Regions from separate parts of the Homo sapiens genome. Here region 2 is linked to region 1. Evidence: read pairs that join two places in POLR2A ChIA-PET (ENCODE). Cell type or tissue: Panc1. All regions are shown on one strand. Each heading gives the region's core, and the rest is flanking DNA. Links, peaks and the distances in the headings are about the cores only. Region 1 overlaps LAPTM4A-DT (LAPTM4A divergent transcript). Region 2 overlaps MATN3 (matrilin 3).

Region 1 (2,913 bases), core at 245-2,744:
GTTATTCTGTTGCTGGTTTTCCCTGGGTCATCACCCGTTCACCAGCTCGAGGATGCCCTGGCCAGAAACCCAGGGGTTTTCGGGAGTACTGTGGAAGGTGGAGGGGGGTGATGGGGCCCACTTAGGAAGCCTAGAATGGTACCTCAGACACCCCTACTCCAGTTGACAAGGGACCTCTGAAGACCCTGGGCCTGTCACTGAGGCCAGCCGACTCCTGGTTTGGCATATGGTTGGGTATGGTATCCAGCACAGACCACCCAGCACAGGCCTCGTCTGGGCTTTGCAAAATAAACACCTGGCCACATAAAGGCCAGAGCCCCTGCTAGCCTCAGACCTCCAAGGCTCCTCATGTCCCCATGGAGCCAGGCCAGGGCAGGCTGGAGGTAACCCAGTGGAGACTGGGGAAGATCAGAACCACCTTGCAAATCCAAGTGCCTATTCTTCAGTCATGGGGACAGAAGCCCCACCTCCACACCCCATTCCAGATGCCATTCTGCAGAGAGGCAAGAGAAAGGGAAGGAAAGCTGAGACCAAGCTGACGGAGGAACCCCGTTCAGAGGCTGAGCACCTATTAGCCAGAACATCATGTAGAGGATTCATTTAACCTAATGCAGCAAATGAAGTCTCTTCCACGGACTAAAAGTGTTTTGCTACTCTCTGCTCAATGGATAGCAGCTTGTTAGGAAGATCAGATCCACCCTATGCTAGATTTTAAGAGCTGTTTTCTCTGCAAGTCTGAGGTGTGGTGTAGATCAATAAGGGACTCTGTGGCAAACTGCGAAAGTATTTCAAGAAAGTCAAGAATTACAGGACCATATAGGACTTTGAGGGAACCGGGGATGCTTTAAGGATGCTTTTGAGGCTGACATTCAGGGCAACACACTTTAACATCTGCTGTAAAGTGTCCAGGAACCATGCCATATAGATCTTCTGAGTTCTCCCTACTGGGTAGTTTTTTAGCAATAAGCTGTCTCTCTGTGGCCATATGTCAGGGGACATAGGACCTGGGTACAGGGCATGATTTCAGTTGGACCACAGCTCTGAGGACAAGGGCAGCTGTGTGTGGCTACAGACCTTGTGGAGAGCTGGAAGGGTCCCACTGCCCATTACTGAAGCAGCCACCCCAATGCCCAGCCTTCTCCTTGAAATGCATCAGAAGTATTGCTTGGACCCATTTAGGTGTCTGTAGGGTTCCGTGATGAGCAGGTCTCATCCTTTTTCAAAGGGTAGCAAGGACCCCTCTCAGCCTTCTGGGCTCGAGGAAAGACCCTGGAGAAGCTACTGGTGAGCGAGAGAACTCACACATCAGTGGGAGAAAAGATACCTGGAGATCACCTGATATCTCTCCCTACAGTGATTTCTGAATTCTCTCGCTCACCAGCAGCTTCTCCTCCCAACCCTCCCTGCTCTCTTGAATTGAGGGTACTGGTTATATTCCATTTGCCACCCCTTCTTTGGCCCCATCTGCCCTGAGATGCTGAACAATCACAGGAACTTCACACCTTGGGCCACTGCAACCTGGAAGCTGAGTTAGCTCACTTTCCTCCTGACAAAATTATTCTAGACCAGGTCAGGCCTCAGACACATCACCTCCTCTGTGCCACCTTCTTCCCTCAGTAGAATTAATCATGGATCATGCTCCCTTGGTGTTTGGAGATATGGTACATTGTGTTAGTAGTTTACCTACCAAGCTCAATCTCCTCACCTCACTGCCAAGCCTTGATATGACAGGGAGCTCTTCAAAGACAGAGACCGTGTCTCACTCACTGCTCTGAGCTATGAGAAGATGGTTAATTATCTAGATTTAATTTTTATAGAACCTTTGGAAAATGTCTTGACATTTGAATATAAGCATACAGAATTTGCTTTCCTAGGAATGGTCTTGCTCCAAATCAAATAACGAAGTCACACAGCATAGGGCCAACACAGCATGGGGGGAAGTTGTTCTACATCACTCTAGCTCCCTGTGCTCCTATTTTATGCTAGGATGGACAGAACCATTGCCCAGACTGTTTTAACACTAGCCTCGGATTTCTGTTTACCTGCTTCATTCCTTCCCTGAGGCTGCTGAGTGCTCAAGGAAATAAGAAGAACAGGAGTGCTGGAGAGAAATGAGAACTGACATTTACTCGGTGTCTCTCACGTGGCAGGCATTGTGCTGGGTAATTAGTGTCTGCTCCATGCAGTGCATAAGAAGATGGTATATTGTCTACTGCTGGGTGCAACCTTCAATGTGTCAAGAACTGTGAAGGGTCTGATATTTGATCACACTTGCAATCTAGTAACTTAGCTTGCCACAGTTTCATATATACTGACAGAAGACATGAGACTCCTGGATCAGAGACAAAGGATTTATTACTCACCCCTAGCATAGCAAGCAGCATGAGCTTCATGCTTGTGTGGATTCTCCTCGCCCTGTAAGTCCCATGAGGCTAATACGAAGAGGCCCAGGTGGATGCAGTGTGTGCGTTTCACAGCTGAGAAACCTCAAGACTAGGAAGTTCCAGTTTTTTGTAATGAGCTGCAAACAAACCTCCTCAAACTTTGACCTAGAGGGAGGCAGTGTCTTTATTAGACTGGGCGGTGAACAAACTTGCTGTTCACTCCAGAGGGAGGCACTGTCTCTATAGTCCAAGGCTATTCATTGTACATACTTGAACAGATAATCCAGAACAAAAGCTGCACTCACAAGATGTGCAGAAGTATGAAAGACTAGTGAAGAATGATCTCCCAATACTATGTATGTATGTTAAATCACATCCATTAATTTTCTCAAATCTATTTTCTTTTGTGCTTGATGTATTAATATATGATGGAGGCATGCCAAATCTCTCACTATTATGGATTTCTCCCTGTAATTTTTTCATCTTTGCTTTTTGTATTTTGAAGCCATTTATTTTATTCACACTTTAT
Region 2 (2,913 bases), core at 101-2,600, 70 kb after region 1:
AGACATCAATCAAATACATTTAAGAAATACATTGGTTTGGTCCTAAAAGGTGGGACAACTCAAAGCCGGTGGTGGTGAGGGGCTTCCAGGCTATAGGTAAGTTTAAATATTTTCTGGTTGATAATTGGTTGCATTTGCCTAAAGACCTGGGATCCATAGAAAGGAAATGTTCAGGTTAAGATAAAAGACTGTAAAGACCAATGTTCTTTTGAAGTCTTATAGTGGCTACCCTTAGAGACAATAGATGACAAATGTTTCCTATTCAGATCTTTTTAAAAAATTATTATTATTTTACTTTAAGTTCTGGGATACATGTGCAGAATGTGCAGGTTTGTTACATAGGGATACATGTGCGCTGGTGGTTTGCTGCACCCATCAACCCATCATCTAGGTTTTAAGCCCCACATAGATTAGGTATTTGTCCTAATGCTCTCCCTCCTCTTGCCCCCCACCCCCTGACAGGCGCTGGTGTGTGATGTTCCCCTCCCTATGTCCATGAGTTCTCATTGTTCAACTCCCACTTATGAGTGAGAACATGTGGTGTCTGGTTTTCTGTTCCTGTGTCAGTTTGCTGAGAATGACGGCTTCCAGCTTCATCCATGTCCCTGCAAAGGACATGGACTCATTCTTTTTTATGGCTGCTGGAGTTGTTTTTTTTTTTTTTAAAGAAAGAAAGAATTTTGATTCCTTTTTTTTTTTTTTGGCTTTTAGAGACTGGGTCTCATTCTATCATCCAGGCTGGAGTGCAGTGGTGTGATTGTGGCTCACTGCAGCCTTGACTCTCTAGCTTTAAGCGATCCTCCTGCCTCAGCCCCCTAAGCAGCTGGGACTACAGGTGCCTGCCACCATGCCTGGCTAATTTTTAAACTTTTTATAGAGATGAGGTCTCCCTATGTTGCCCAGGCTGGTCTAGAACTCCGGAGCTCAAGTGATCCTTCTCCCTCAGCCTCTCGAAGTGTTGGGATTACAGGCGTGAGCCACTGCGCCTGGGTTTAATTCCTTTTGACTTAACTAAATGCATGACATACAGCATATTTCAGGGCGGTGACTTAAAGTCAACAAGCAGGATGTTTACTGAATACATGAGAGAATGTTGATTTTTGTGGAGGAAAATGTTGCCTCAGAGAGAGGTAACTGGGATTCAGTAGCAAGCTCCCAGGGACTGGGAGTCAGGAAACCTGGAGTCCAATCCATGCTCTACCACTTTCTAGTTCTCACACCTCCTTGAACCTCAGGTTTCTCACCTGTAAAATGAATATAAAAACCACCTCTGCACCTCCAGCCTCACAGGTTGATGTGTTGGTACCTTGCGATTCCTAAAGTGTTACTGAAAGGAAGATTTTCTTTTTGTTAATTAAATACCTCCAAGCAGCAGGCTAAAAACAAGAAGATAATTTTCTGCTTTTAAAAGAAAACTAGACAGAGACATAAGGTAGGCTGTTCCAGGTAAGGCTTTAATTTTTTTCTATAAACTGCTTAGTCTAGGCATTAATTTTGAATCACCTTTTTTTCCTACTAAGTATTACCTTCCTAGAGTAGCATCAACTTCTGCCTCCTTATTAGGAAAGGAAAGAGCCTTGAGTGACACTTCATGCCCCAGGACCTCATTTCCATTTAGGGCTGCATGCGTGTGTTGGGTGAGAAGGGGGAATGACTTGAAAAAGAAGTTTAGGGCTGGGCACAGTGGCTCACACCTATAATCCCAGCACTCTGGGAGGCCAAGGTGGGAGGATCACCTGAGGTTGGGAGTTTGAGCCCAGCCTGGCCAACATAGTGAAACCCCGTCTCTATGAAAAATACAAAAATTAGCTGGGTGTGGTGGCGCACACCTGTAGTCCCAGCTACTCAGGAGGCTGAGGCAGGAGAACTGCTTGAACCCAGGAGGTGGTGGTTGCAGTGAGCCAAGATTGCACCACCGCACTCCAGCCTGGGTGACAGAATGAGACTCCGTCTCAAAAAAAAGAAAAAGAAGTTTAATAATTGGCTTTTTTTCTTGTCTCATCCTGACTTGTGGATTTGATTTTTGTATCGAGGAGAGAGGGTGTGCAAACAGGGGTTGGGGGAAACAGGAAAGAACAGGAAAGAATAGATGAACACTAAAATGTACTGTGATACTAAACTGTTAGGTACTTTTGTGTAGAAAAGAGATAAATTCTTTGAAGGTGGGAAATCTGGCTATCTGGTTTATATGCTTTTGTAGCTCCAGGGCTTCATACATGTAGGCCCTCAAAAAATGTTTTTGGTGAATGAATAAGTCAAAAGAGAGATGACCAAGAGAGTTAGTTGGGGCAGTAGGGTAGATACCAGATCACAATCCCTGCTTCTTACGAGACATGCTCATGAAGCTGGAAGCTCACTAAACAGATACAAGATTAAGTTGGCATCCCTCATTCTACTTTTTTTTTGAGATGATGTCTTGCTCTTATTGCCCAGGCTGGAGTGCAATGGCAGGATCTCAGCTCACTGCAACCTCCACCTCCCGGGTTTAAGCGATTCTCCTGCCTCAGCCTCCCGAGTAGCTGGGATTACAGGCACATGCCACTACGACCCGCTAATTTTTGTATTTTTAGTAGAGACAGGGTTTCACCAAGTTGGCCAGGCTGGTCTCAAACTCCTGACCTCAGGTGATCCTCCCGCCTCGGCCTCCCACAGTGTTGGGATTACCAGGCGTGAGCCACCGCGCCCGGGCCCCTCTTTCTACTTACTTTTTTTTTTGTTTTGTTTTTTGAGACGGAGTCTCGCTCTGTTGCCCAGGCTGGAGTGCAGTGGCGTAATCTCAGCTCACTGCAAGCTCTGTCTCCCAGGTTCACGCCATTCTCCTGCCTCAGTCTCCCGAGTAGCTGGGAATACAGGCACCCACTACCACGCCCGGCTAATTTTTTGTATTTTTAGTAGAGACGGGGTTTCACCGTG

The links. ChIA-PET counts read pairs that join two places held together with the same protein. Peaks named below come from ENCODE experiments on the same cell type or tissue, not always from the same donor. Only the 100,000 strongest peaks of a DNase experiment are listed, where the experiment ranks them.
Region 2: POLR2A ChIA-PET joins it to region 1 with 6 read pairs; 5 of 35 experiments call an interaction of 5 or more read pairs at or near these places.

Annotation. Positions count from the first base shown.
Region 1 is chr2:20,077,275-20,080,187 of GRCh38, reverse strand. The region is part of intron 2 of LAPTM4A-DT (LAPTM4A divergent transcript); the gene reads right to left. Among named protein-coding and RNA genes, the nearest start is that of LAPTM4A-DT, 27 kb to the right of the region's middle. In Panc1, for the core only: no CTCF peak of the experiment used is centred there; no DNase peak of the experiment used is centred there.
Region 2 is chr2:20,007,022-20,009,934 of GRCh38, reverse strand. All of the region lies in intron 1 of MATN3 (matrilin 3), which reads left to right. Among named protein-coding and RNA genes, the nearest start is that of MATN3, 4.2 kb to the left of the region's middle. In Panc1, for the core only: no CTCF peak of the experiment used is centred there; a DNase peak (open chromatin) is centred at 1,054.